4 separate regions of the Homo sapiens genome follow, and regions 2, 3 and 4 are each linked to region 1. The links are chromatin contacts, found by Hi-C in ENCODE. All regions are on one chromosome and are shown on one strand. The core of a region is the stretch at or near the end of the contact, and the rest is flanking DNA. Distances in the headings are between cores, read along the strand shown. Region 1 overlaps JAKMIP1 (janus kinase and microtubule interacting protein 1). Region 2 has its middle 43 kb from the start of GPR78. Region 3 holds the start of ACOX3 (acyl-CoA oxidase 3, pristanoyl). Region 4 holds the start of SH3TC1 (SH3 domain and tetratricopeptide repeats 1).

Region 1 (3,229 bases), core at 435-2,934:
GGCCTTATCTCCTGATGCTCCTGCTGTTACCTACTGTCTCAGACCATTTGGCTGCCATAGCAGAAATACCATAGACAGAGGGGCTGAAACAACAGAAGCTTATTTCTCACCGTTCTGGAGGCTGGAAGTCTGAGATCATGGTGCCAGACAACTTGGTTCATGGTGAGGCCCCTCTTCCTGGTTCGCAGGAGGCTGCCTTCTTACTGTGCCCTCGCATGGTGGAGAGAGAAAGGAAATAAGCTCTCTTGTGTCCCCCTCCTTTTTTTCTTTTCTTTTCTTTCTTTCTTTCTTTCTTTTTTTTTTTTTTTTCTGAGACAGGGTCTCGCTCTGTTACCCAGGCTGGAGTGCAGTGGTGTAATCACTGTTCATTGCAGCTTTGAGCTCCCGGGCTCAAGTGATCCTCCCACCTCAGCCTCCCAAGTAGCTGGGACTACAAATATGCACCACCACACCTGACTAATTTTTTTAATTTTGTAGAGATGAGGTCTCATTATGTTGCCCAAGCTGGTCTTGAACTGAGCTCAAGCAATCCACCTTCCCCGGCCTCCCAAAGAGCTGGGATTACAGGTGTGAGCCACCGAGCCTGGTTTCCTGTCCCTTCTTATAAGGTCACTAATCTCATCATGAGGGCTTCACCCTGATGACCTAATTACCCACCATAGGGTTTCAATGTATCAATTTGGGGGGACATAAACATTCACTCCATAACACTGTCCCTTACCTTATTGAATCGTCTGCTTTCCCTGAACTTGCCCAGACCCCTCCTCCTCCTGTCTGCACAGGCTCATCTCCTTGGGCATCACCCATCCTCCCAAGGCCAGGGCGGGTCCCTCCCTGTACATCTGTCTGTCACAGCCATGGTCACAGTGTGTGACTGATGCCATTCACAGTCTTCTTCCCCGCTGGCTAGAGCTCTGTGAGGGAAGGGGCTGTGTGAGATTCATGTTTGAGGCTCAGCACAGGGTCTGGCATGGAACAGGCACTAGGATGCTGTTGAATGAATGAATGAATGAATGGAGCTTGCGTTGCTGCTGCTCTCCCTCTCTGATGCCAATTGACTTTTCTTTGACCCCTGCTCCTCCATCTGCATATCCTGATTTCACCCCTTCCACAGCCCACTTTGGATGTCCCTTCCCTCACCACGCTGGCACCCATAGGCCCTGGTCTCCCAGTTATCACCTGGGCTTGTTACAGTGTCTCCTTTGCTTGGCTAGGAGCTCCTCAAGGGATGGGGGAGCCACTGAGACATTGAGGGACTCTGCAAATGTCTGCACCTGAGAAGGACTTCCTTCTGTACTGAGCTGGTGGTAACCTGATAGTGACCTGGTAGTAACCTGGCAGTAAGCTCATCTTGGTTTATGTACTCCAGGCCTGTAATTAGTGTTACTCTTCGAGCCCCTGGTCTCTTCCTCTCTCAGCATGACCCTCCCCTCCACCCTTTCTGGAACTGCTTTCTTGAGAGGAAGCCTAAGAAATGTGAACTGCGTCCACCAGCACATCTCACAAAGCCTTGTGCACACAGGAGGTGTTTGGTAGGTGTCTGTCAAGGAGCGCCCTGTTCAGCATCTAGTCATATCAAGCCCACACGGGGTGGTGAGTATAGAAAGGATGTAGAAACCACAAAAAGAAGTTGCCCTTTGCTTGGAAGTCACTGACTACCCCTTCTTGTTCTTGGTGGTGTGGTTACTTGCTAGTCTCTTGACTCATTTCAGCAGAGGTGAGACAGAAACGACCTGATGGCTGGGGCCTTTTCTGGGACTTCTTAAGGGGTCTTTGCACGTTAATAAAGGGGAGATTCCAAAATGATGCAATGAGTTGGCCAAGAGCCAGCAAGTAGCAGTTGAAAAAGAAAAAGTTTTTATACTAAGCTTGGGACTTGAGCAGCTAGACTCCTCCCTGCTCAATGTGCCATGGCCCTCTGAGAACAAAGCACGTTGACAGAAAATTAAATGTCACTGAATTAGCTGCAACATCCACTTGCTACAACCTCCACCCCCACTTGCTAATTGGGTCATGTTGGTCAAAGTACTTCACCCCTTCCTGCTGGTCCATTAAAATGGGGGTACTAAGAATACCCTTGTCACAGGGCTGCAGAATACTAGGTAATTTGGACAGTTTGAAACAGTTCCTGCTACACAGTGAGAGCTATATAAATGGTGACTTATTACTTGGTGCATGTTTGTTGAATTGTAGTAAATTATCTGATGGGAGAGGGGTGTCTGTGTTGTTATGGTGCTTAATTCTTCTTGTAGCACAGGTATCGGTCCCCATTGCCTATCCTCACCTCCAAGTTTCTCTCCTGTTCAGCAGCTGATAAGATTTTATAGTGAAAATCTCAATAAGAAAGAAGACTTCACGTGCACAGAATGTTCTAAAGGAAGCTTCATTATGTTCTCTTGAATGTTGATAAACAACTCTCATTTCTATTTGATGAGAATTTTTTGTGGGTTCTGAATGTTACGAGTAGCAATTTTATCAGAAATTATTTCTGTTTGTGGGTATGTTTGGTGGGGAATTGAAGTTGGTGGTTTTCTGATATTGGAAGCATTTCATGAACTGGGGTATTTCAAAACTGCTGTTTATGAAAGTGTTGGGGCTAATTCAGTGGCACTTAATTTTCTGTCAATATGCTTTGTTCTAAGAGGGTCATGGCTTGTTGTGCAGGAAGGAGCCTGCTGTTTATCCCTGCAAATGTTCTTGCATGGCTTCTAAGAGGATGTCAGGCATGCTGCTGGTCCTAGGGATAGAAAACAAAACAGACACAGTTCTTTGGGCAGCTGGGAACTGGTCTTAGATTCAGAGAGACCTGGGTTCAAGTCCTGACTCTGTCATTTACAAGCTATGGATTTTAAGAAAGTGACTTCACCTCTTTGAGCCTCAGTTTCCTTATCTGTCATATGGGGATAATATTGCTACCTGTTTTACAAGGAGGCTTTGAGGATGGATTGAGATGAGGTGTACCCAGCATACTACCTGGCATAGAATAGTCTCTTCTTTTGAGTGGCAGCTCTTGGTTTAGCTGTTGCTTTTGGTCTGGGGGCAGGAGTGATACCCCAAGAGACCCATGCAGCCTGACTCAGGGCCACTGCTGGGCCACTTCCCTTCCCTTGTTCTCTGCCTGGTGCAATGAGCAGGGTCACCTTTTGCAGAGGAGGTAGGTTTGTGTCAGGGCAATGGGCTTGGTTTCCTGTGGGTTTGTGGCTTTGTAGGGTTGTCCCTTGACGGTGCC
Region 2 (3,229 bases), core at 231-2,730, 2.4 Mb before region 1:
CTTGAGCAAGCCACTTGCCTCTCTGGGGTGAGGATGAGGACTGGCGTGAGCACTCCCCCTTCTGCCTGCCCCACATCCAACCATATTTGCTGGGACCACAGACATCTCCTTGGGAACTCATCCCTTATCATCACCCACAGTCTTGATGAGATATCAGTGAGCCTCCACTGGCCTGGCTGGGAGGGGCACACAAAACTCCCCCTGGTCCCCCGTGCTCCCTCCCTGGAGCACAATCTGGAGGCAGAGAACACAGAACGCAGAAGTCACACTCCAGCCCTCCTGCCTCCCTGGGGCCCTGCTCTCACTCTGCTGTCTTCAGACCCTGGTCCCGCAGCATCTCCCTCGCCCCTGCAAGGGCTCCAAGTGCTCTCAGTACCTTCTTCGTTGGCTCCAGTCGGCCAGGGTCAGCTTCCGTTACTTGTAAGTGAAGAACTCTGATGGGCCCAAGGGACTAAGGTTGTTTCTGGATCTCAACTTCCTCACTCAAGAACTTCAGGTGGCTTCCCACTGCCCTCGGATCAGACCCAACCTGGCCTCAGATTCCCCACTTCTGTCCCCACTGCTGCTCAAGCTGCATCCTCACCCCACGCCTGACTGCAGACCTGCCCTGCATGCGCCCTGGATGCCGCCCTCTGCTCTCACCACCACGTCTTCTCTCCCTGGGCCTCCCAAATCTAGTCCATCCCAGGAGGCCAGGGCTGTAAACCCAGGGTTTTGTCTTCCCCATTTCCATCCCACAAGGCCTTGGGGGAAGGTTTGTCCTGAGGTTTGCCAGATTAAAGGCAATAAAGAGCCAGTCTGAGCAAGAAGAGGCCTTTTCTGGGGTCTCTGGAACATTCCTCCTGGTATCCAGAAACACGTGGCTAATGATGCTGACACCCAGGCAGGGCTTGGCCCTGGGCAATTGGGCCGGGGTCTGATCCACAATGACCTCCAGCTCAGGGGACATGTCACCTGAGAATTTGCCCTTCCTACAAGCCAAGACCCCACCTCACCCCACCTGCCGAGGTTCTCTCAGCTCCCCTGACAGCTTCCTTCTATCAGGAAAAGACAGGTCTTCAGCCCCTAGGAGGTTCTCAGCTCCCAGCCCCGCTGACAGCCTTCTCCTATTAGGAAAGAACATGTCTTCAGGCCCTAGGAGGGTCTCAGCTCCCCTTTCCCCTGACAGCCTTCTCCTATCAGGAAAGAACATGTCTTCAGGCCCTAGGAGGGTCTCAGCTCCCCTTTCCCCTGACAGCCTTCTCCTATCAGGAAAGAACATGTCTTCAGGCCCTAGGAGGGTCTCAGCTCCCAGATCCCATGCCTGACTAAGAGCAGTGGCGATGGAGCATGGGGCGTGACAAAAGGTCTGCAGGTGGACAGACAGAATGAATGGAGGGGCTGGAAGCAGGCAGCCTGGTTCCTGGTCCAGGAGTCTCTGTGAAACCATTGCCACTGACCTCCTCACTCTGCCACTTTCACTTTTCGATTGAGTCATTCCGCAGTTTGAACGTGTGCCAGACTTCAGCAATCACAGGAAGGATGAGAGCTCTTCTTGGCCCCAACTCTCCCTTTGTCCTCTGCAACCGATTACATTACACTCGGCTCGGCTAAACCAACCTGAGCAAGCGTGGGAAGGGTGGGTGGATGGTCAGTGTTCTGGAAGGATCTCCCGAGAGTCAGCAGAGCTGAGCTAAGGCCCCAGCTCCACCAGCACAAGCAGATCTCCCAGGCAGCTGTGCTGCCTCTGCGTCCCAGGAATACCTGTACTTTCCTGCCTCTCAGCCTTTGCTCAGGCTGGGCCTTCCACCAGACTGCCCTTCCTGTCTCCATCACTGGACCTTTCCTAGATATGAAACAGGTCCCGGCCAGAGGTGATGGCCCCTCCTCCCCTTCGTCCCCCAGTACTTGTGTGTGCCAGAAAGACCTGGATGGAGAAGGGGACTTGATCTTATAACATGGGGCCAGACAACTGATGTCCTTTCCTTGATCCTACAGCAAATCTGGGACAAAAATTCTATTACCCTCATTAATGAGAAAAGTGAGGTGCAGAGCATTTACCCCCCATGGCTCAGCAGGTGCCTGACTGAGGCAGCAAAGGATGGGTGCCGAGCCTGTCTGGCCCCTGCCCTGTCTGCCTTCCCTCAGTCAGTACCAGCCCTCGGTTTAGTTCCTGCCACTTCTTTATCCCACACGTGTTCAGTGGGAGCTGGTTCCTGGGGACTGTGCTGGATGTGGGGCACCCAGGGTGAGATAAGGCCAGCCTTGCTCCCATGCCTCCCTTGGAATGGTGTTGGAGGCCCATGCGTGAATAGGCACTCGCGTGCTGCCAACCCGAGGATAAGCCCCAGCCATAGTGGACAGTTGTGCTGGTTTCTAAAATCACCCCCTTCTCCCATGGGGTGTCCCATCGCCCAAGGACAGGGTGATGGTGACCCTGTCCTTGGCCCTGGTGCCATTTCTCTTGGCTCTGATTAGCCACTCTTTCCACGTTTCCATGCAGCCGTTCCAGGCACAACTACTGCATGCTCTGGGTTTGTGGGGGACACAGAAATGACTCCTTTCCTTTGTAGACTTTATTCCTTCACAGGCAACTGGAGGACTTGGGGGGCTACTTTCAGCTTGATGCCTACCCTCCCCGTAAGAACAGGGCCTATTTCCCTGGTTTACAGCTCTACCCTCAACAAGCCAAGCACAGGGCTTGCCCCAAAGAAGCTGCTTAACACACACTTGCAGAATAAATGGCTAAGAGTCGTGGTCTTTAGTCTCCAAGAGTGCATGGTCTAGAGGGATGACAAAATACAGACACATCCCTGGAAGAAGCAGCCGAGCCAGCTGGCATCACCCGCCAGGGCCTGCCAGGGCTGCTGCTGAATTGCTGGGACCTTGGTTTTGGCCAGCCATGGTCCTTTGGCTGGGGTCTGCAGTGGGGAGCTCAGTCAAGGGAGGAGAGAAAACCCAGGGGGCTTCCTGTAAGAGCTCTCTCGGGGGCCTTCCTGTAGGCCCAGAACCCTGGGCAAAATGAAAACACACAGCCTCCTGTTCAAAAAGCAGGAGGAAATCTTTATCCTTCCTTCAGAGTTATCTCTCTCTCTCTCTCTCTAAAGTTGTCATGGTGTTTTAATTTGCTATTTGATGTCACTCTCCCTTGGACATGGATGCTTACAGGGTGAGGACAGATGCAGACAGGAACTCAGGACCCTGCTGTGCAATTCAACATGCCAGGCACCTGATCCCAACTCTGACTTCC
Region 3 (3,229 bases), core at 272-2,771, 2.3 Mb before region 1:
CCATAAAAATATGAGACAATAAGTTGTGGAAAGCCACAAGAGGCCTCTGAGGAGGAAAGCCTTCTTATTGTCATGATGTTCCCATGCTCTGGGCGAGACCTACTGTCTTACCTATAAACACTGTGTTCAAGGAGAAAGACACTCCTTTGAATCACTACAATGTGGTCAGACATGCAGGCTCCTAGTTAAGCACGCTCCCACTGGTTATTCTCCGACAAGTTAAAGATAACGCTGTTTGAGCACAAAGGAGATTCATTTAAACCGCCACTGCTATAGATGACATGTATGATGCACTGTCTCCCTTTCACCCTTTCGCCCCGAACGTCCGCTTCTTAGATCTAAGTGATTGTACTCAATAGTGTGGAGACCAGAGCTCCCAGGCTTTGGCAGCCTCCATTTTGCAATTGGCCCCCTGGCCCCCAATCTTTATGCACTCTTAACCTGTCTCGTCTCATTCCTTCGTCGCCACCGGACTTTGAGTACCCTACGGGTGGTGTTGAGGCTGGTCCCCAACACTTTTACACCTACAGCTTTACCTGCTAAACTCCTAGGTATTACGCAATATCCAGCTAGTCCTTCACTGTCTCTTTGAAGCCTTCCAGACACCACCCCAATCAATTATCCCATCTTCTGTACTAAGGACACACATTTCTATGCGCCCACTCAAAAAACTATGAAACACCTAACAACCTCCCTAGGACATCGCAGAGGAACTAGTACCCTTAGGACTTTTTCATTGACCCGAGGTTCTATGAATGCTTTTTTATCTAATCATATCCGTCCACTATCAAAACACTCTTACCTTGCACGACTATTTCCCTCCTGGGAGTTGTAAGGGGGCAATGTGGGCTAGTTTTCGGGATGACGGTTCTGAGAACCACGTCGAGCTCACGCTGCGCCTCTGGCTGCGATCCCGCCCCGGAGCTGGTGAGGAAGGCCAGCAACTCCGAATTGCCACGGGCGAGACTTTGGGAGAAATCCTCCCAAAGCGAATCCAGATCTGCGGCGGGGAAGTCGCCCTCCCTTCCTTCAGCATGGCCGGGGTGCCCGGAGTCCCTCAGGGGCACTGAGGCGGCTTCCCTCTGTGCCTCCTCTTGCTGGCACTGGCCCTGGGCCTCCTCAAGTTCGCAACATGCCGTGCCCTGCTCGGGTCCTGATAGCGACCTGGGACCCGGGCCCCCTCCGGGGGAACCCTGGCCGGGTCCCGGACCCCGCTCCTTCTGCTCCGAGCCTGCGCTAGTCCCGGGGCCGCGGGCCTCCGCGCAGGGCAGGGCGGCGCTCCAGCGGGCCTCCAGGCGGGCGCCGCAAAGCCGTTTGTTTGCCACCTGCGGCCTCTCCAGCCACACTTCGACCGCAGCCCAGAAGCCCTGTGGGAGAAGCGCGCCTGGGTAGCTGATCCCGGTACGGCCCACCTCAGCCATGGCAGCCAGCAGGTGTACAGCCCTGGCAGCGGCGCGCCGAGATGACGCAGCCCGGTGGCGCGGCGCGTTGACGTCATGGAGGCGGGGTGCTGGGACCGGAAATGAGAATGGCGCCGCTGGAGATCCTTTCCTGCTTTTGGTTTCCCTGGCAGGGGTTGAACTGTGGAGTGTGTGGGTGAGGAATTTGACCTGTGTTTTATTCCCTTTTGAGAGAATTCTGGGCGTGGTATAGTTACAGAATCAAACATCAGCCAGCCAGCGGGTGTGGAACGCATTGTCCTCAGTACTGATTACCGATAAAAGTCAGGGAGCCTAAGTTTGTGAACGTAAAAGATGAGTCCTCTTATGAAAGCTAACTTTTCTCCACTTGGGTTCTGGTTTGCTTTTAGTGCTGGCATTACAGCCAGTGCCTTCCTAAGTCTGAGTGCAGCCATGGCTGTTTCATAAGAATGATGTAACGTTGTCCCATGAGGGATGAAAGTCATCTGTCACCTACTGTAGCAGGACAAGCCACAGACAAAACTCCTCAGACACCGGATTAAAGAAGAAAGAGGTTTATTCGGCCGGGAGCATCGGCAGACTTGCGTCTTAAGAGCTGAGCTCCCCAAAAAAGAAATTCTTGGCCTGTTTAAAGGCTTACGACTTTAAGGGTCCACGTGAAAGGGTCGTGATAAATTGAGCAAGCATGGGAAACGTGACTGGGGGCTACATGAATCAGCTAACAGAACAGAAAGTTTTGCAATGCTTTTTTCATACAATGTCTGGAATTTACAGATAACACAAGTAGTTTAGGTCGGGGGTTGATGTTATTATTATTATTTTTTTTAACTCCTAGGGCCACGTGGTGGTGCCAAGGTTGTCTGGCTATTTATCTGACTTTTGTTTCTTTCTAACTTTTTGCTTTCTCTCTTTTCCTCCTGTCTTATGAACTAGGCAAGGTGGCAGGGAGGAGGGCAGCAGGAGTAGTAGTGGTCTCCTTATCCCTTCCTTTGAGAATTTTCACAAATTAGTGGGAGTTCTCGCTTTTATTTTTACTTTGAGTCTCTTTGGGAGACAGAGTGATAGTGTTTTATGTAATACACTTGCAGTGAGGGTTTTAAATTCTCTTATAGCTGGAAACTATCTTTTAAATAAAGACCTAGGATCAAACCTGTGTTAAACCAGTACAGGCACATGTGCCAACTTTGTCATGTCCTAAGCAGGTTAGTTTTTTTACTGGGTCTTAAAAGCTTTTTTCCTAGCAAGCAACACAGTATTTCTTAATAATAGGAGTTTTTAAGAGCCAAATGCTTGAACTTGGCATCTGCTTGGGGAAAGAGTTAAAGTAATCTTGAGGCATTAAATCTTTTGCTTCTCAAGGCCATTGGTCTCTCATGTTAGCCTTTTTATAAACATAACATGAAGAAACGTCTAGGCTGCTGGCAATGTTTTCAGCCAGCTGAGCAAATAGGTTGTTTGTTTGTTTTGCTAAAGGAGGAGGCTCTTGTAACTTCTGGTTTATGTGTTTAAAGAATGACTTAAAGACTCGGAATTGTTGCTGGGCTGGACGGGTCTGGGTTTCCTGACTAAGTAGTATGTGTACAATGGGGACACCTTATATAGGTGTTTCTTCTAGCATGGTTATGGGGGGTAACAATAACAAAACAATATACAGCATATTTGTATCCAGCAAGGACAAAAGAGGTCCTTACCTGGGAAAAAGATTGAATACAGTGACAGAACAATAGGAAAACAGTATTACAGGAAAACTATTAGTCTTAAGATTTTTAACTACGTTTACTTGCTTGACAAGTCCTCAAGCTTCGGCC
Region 4 (3,229 bases), core at 199-2,698, 2.0 Mb before region 1:
GAGTTCGGAATTCCGACCTCCAGAGCCGCGAGAGAACACGACCGAGAGGGCTGTGTCCTGCGCTCTGGCAGCAGGGGAAACCGGCGCACCCGTGCGCTGCTGGGCCCTGCCTTGCTCTTCTGTGTTGTGCGGCCATCGTCACCCGTGTTGCTGGAAGAGTGAGTGACGTCTCCATGCAAAAAACGCTGGCCCAGCGCCCCACACGGGACACAGTTGTCATCACTGTCAACAACAGTGTTGACAGTCACATAATTATGGCCATCCAGGGTGCTCACAGCATCCTCGGCTCACCTGGAGGAGGGAGGCACAGCTGTGCCCCTTTCACGGATGAGCCATCAGCTGCGGTGACTCTGCCTGCCCAAGGTCACACAGCCAAGCAGCACAGGTGGGGTTGAACCCAGGTGGTCAGAGCCCAGCCCCCACATACCCATCCTAAACCCAGACCTGACTCGGGCCCAGCCTTGCCTCCAGCCACAAGCTCAGCCGCAGCCCCGCTGCCTGGCGCTGGGAGGCCACACCCTGAGTGGCCGGCCCACATGCAGGCTGCCCCTGGCCCTGGCACTGGCCGACACCGCTAACACCCCCCAGCGTCACTTTGCTATTCATCTCATCTGAGCCTCGTCAACGGCAAAAGGTTGGAAACTCCCGCTTCACAGACAGGGCAGGGCTCCCAGGGCTCCTGGGGATCACGCACAGGCCCAGAGGGGGTCTCAGTGGTGTACACACACAGGAGCACACGCCCCGGCACACCTGCAGTTGAAGGCTGGGCCCAGACCCTCCCTGGAATTTTCAGGCTGAAGCCCCTGGTCCAGTTGCTGGTCCATTTGGTTGTTGGAAAAGAGGCCCAGGTGGCGGCATCAGAGTGGCCAGTTATAGCCACTGCGGTGCCGGGTGAGGCTGAGGCGCTGGGCTCGCCCTGGTAGGTCTGGTAGTGTGGCCCAAGCTAACCGGGCGCTGGGGTCACACCTGAGATCCGCTGGACTTGGAATCCAGCGACAGGCTGGCTCTGCTCCCAGACCCCCAGGGCCGCTCATGCCAAGGGCCAGCACGGGGTCAGGCCAGGTCCCAGAAGCAAGGGTGCTTGGTCAAAGCTGAAATCATTGCCCTCAATCACTGCGGATTGGCACTGCCAGCACCTGTGAGCTCTGAGTGGGGTCTGCTGAGGGTGCCGACGACCTCCCCGAGGCCCCCAGCTCGCAGTTTCGCTCCACCCCCATCCCAAACAGGTCAGAAAAGTCCTCAAGAAAGTGTAAAGATCCAACCATGGCAAGACTGGCAGACAGCAGCCTGCTCGGCCAGTCCACGCCCCGCCTGCCCCGGAGCCCCCCATACCTGCGGCGTGTTCCTCAGAGGCAGCTCCCAGGCCCACAGGGCCGTAGCACGCAGGAACCAGGTGGCCGCTCCTGGCCCAGCGCTGGCTGGCCCCACGGGGCTGTCTCCAGCTGGACGGAGCAGGCAGGGGCCGCCCACAGCCAGGCTGACTGCACAGCGGCCTCCGCCCCCTGCTTCCTGCCCTACTTCCTCCCTGCGCCTGAGGGCCGGTGACGGAGAGGCAGGCCCAGGGCGGCTGCACAGACACCGCAGCCGGTTGATCATTAGCTCTTTCCTGGACGAGGTCCAGGCCCTGTCCTGCCTGCCCGCTGCCCAGCCCCCAGGCTCTGTAGTAGAGGCTAGGGGCACCCAGTCCCCCGCCAGGCTGGGATTGGGGAAGTCCACCAGCCACCGGCTGCCTCAGCCCTGCCAGCCTCAGCTCTGATCTCTGTTCCTCTTCCATTTACTGCACACACACACACACGCATGCCTGCACACATACATGCATGCACACACACACGCATGTGCATGCAGACACACATACATATGCATGGGCACACAGAGACTCACAAGCACAAGTGTGTGCACACATGGACAGGCACACGTATGCACACAAACGCTCACGTGCAATTTCTTCCGTCTCTGCCCGGGTGCCCTCCGGGCCACTGGCTCCATCAATGGGAACATTTAGGGGAAGAGATGGGCTCCCCTCCTCCTCACCGCAAGCTCTCCTTGCTAGCCTGGCCTGTCCCAACGGGTCTACCTCTTTACCCTCCCACCGTCTCCAGGCCTGAGCCAGGTTTGAGAGCAGAAACCTTCCCAGCCAGGCAGACCCAAGGCCAAAGCACGTAATCTCGCCCCTGCCTGCTGAGGAAGCCTGGCCTGGGCTCACGTCAGCTGGGACAAGAGGCAGAACTGAACTCAAATTGCCCTGTTGGTCCCGCCTGTCTGCCTGCTCTGATGCCCTTGCCAACACAGGAGTGTGAGCACCCACGTGGTGGGTGTGGGCTGCGGGCTCCGGCCCAGCTCTAGGAAGTGGGAATGGGAGGGATCCCTCCAGCCTGTGCTGTGATAGGTCGGAGCTTTACACACACCTGGTTTGAGAAAACCAAGAATAATCCCTAAGTCAAATAGTTATGTATCCATCTCACAGACAGGAAAACTAAGGCTCAGGGAGGTAATGTGACATGCCCAAGGCCAGTGACCAACAAGAAGATAAGACTGGAACCAGGTCTGACTGGTTCTGAAGGCTTTAGGGCTGGGCTTTTCAACCAAGGCACTACCGACATTTGGGGCCGCATCCTTCTTTGTTGCAGGGCGGGGGGCTGTCCTGTGCACTGGAGGGTTTTAGCTGGTCCCTGGCCTCCACCCACTGGATGCCAGTAGCCCCCTCCTCTAATCATAGCAGCCAAACATAGCTCAGATATTGATCCCCTGGGGGTGAAGTCACCCCAGGCTGAGAACTCCCAGCCCAGGTGAGCTACTCAGGTCAAAGCCCCTCCAGCCCACACCTGCGTCCTTCATCCTCGCCCTCCCGTCCTGTTCACCTTTCTCTAATCACAGGCTCTGCCCAGGGGCTGACGCTTACCTCAAGTCCCTGCATCCTGCACGGTGAGCCCTCAAGTCACACCCTCCCTCCGCCCCACTGAGGCCAGGGCCCGGGATCGGGGGTGCAGCTGCAGATGCCCTAGGCATGCCCCTCGCTGCCCTGAAAAGAACTCGAGGATGGCCCAGGTGAGGCCCAAGCCCCTTAGGGGCCCAGCCTCCAGGCTCCCCGGCCCGGCCTGGCCAGGCCCCACCTTCCATGCCATCAACATGCTCAGTGAGCACACGGTGGGTTGGAGGGTTCAGAGGCACCAAAGGACACTTTGAGAGAATCCCCAGTGGCAGCAATCTGAAAGTCTGACCCACAGGCAGA

Evidence for each region. Hi-C counts contacts between places; a loop is a spot of excess contacts on that map. Pooled maps may share reads with other maps.
Region 2: a pooled map shows a loop between it and region 1 (10-fold over the local background). The contact joins two enhancer-like sites. A Hi-C loop is called at or near these places in 2 of 37 single-sample maps with no recorded cell type and 2 of 50 pooled maps.
Region 3: a loop to region 1 is called in a map with no recorded cell type, with 7 times the contacts of the local background. The contact joins the promoter of ACOX3 here to the enhancer-like site in region 1. A Hi-C loop is called at or near these places in 3 of 37 single-sample maps with no recorded cell type and 2 of 50 pooled maps.
Region 4: a map of GM12878 shows a loop between it and region 1 (5-fold over the local background). The contact joins the promoter of SH3TC1 here to the enhancer-like site in region 1. A Hi-C loop is called at or near these places in 1 of 168 maps with a recorded cell type or tissue (GM12878), 4 of 37 single-sample maps with no recorded cell type and 4 of 50 pooled maps.

Annotation. Positions count from the first base shown.
Region 1 is chr4:6,179,491-6,182,719 of GRCh38, reverse strand. All of the region lies in intron 1 of JAKMIP1 (janus kinase and microtubule interacting protein 1), which reads left to right. Among named protein-coding and RNA genes, the nearest start is that of JAKMIP1, 19 kb to the left of the region's middle. RefSeq lists an enhancer at 1,652-1,941. Within about 2 kb of position 1,684, at least 5 of the 41 ENCODE cell types and tissues checked have a DNase peak (open chromatin) inside an H3K27ac peak, as active enhancers do; they include GM12878, where a contact is called at or near this core.
Region 2 is chr4:8,535,627-8,538,855 of GRCh38, reverse strand. No RefSeq gene overlaps it. Among named protein-coding and RNA genes, the nearest start is that of GPR78, 43 kb to the left of the region's middle. Within about 2 kb of position 1,480, at least 10 of the 41 ENCODE cell types and tissues checked have a DNase peak (open chromatin) inside an H3K27ac peak, as active enhancers do.
Region 3 is chr4:8,439,015-8,442,243 of GRCh38, reverse strand. It overlaps ACOX3 (acyl-CoA oxidase 3, pristanoyl), which reads left to right and starts at 1,521. Exons shown (of 18, transcript NM_003501.3): 1 at 1,521-1,596. TRMT44 (tRNA methyltransferase 44 homolog) reads right to left here and starts at 1,467. Exons shown (of 11, transcript NM_152544.3): 1 at 803-1,467. The coding sequence starts at 1,421. RefSeq lists silencers at 1,054-1,113, 1,164-1,373 and enhancers at 842-1,575, 1,394-1,633.
Region 4 is chr4:8,197,509-8,200,737 of GRCh38, reverse strand. It overlaps SH3TC1 (SH3 domain and tetratricopeptide repeats 1), which reads right to left and starts at 1,448. Exons shown (of 18, transcript NM_018986.5): 1 at 1,333-1,448. RefSeq lists enhancers at 102-251, 382-431, 562-611, 1,642-1,761, 2,112-2,211 and a silencer at 1,242-1,431.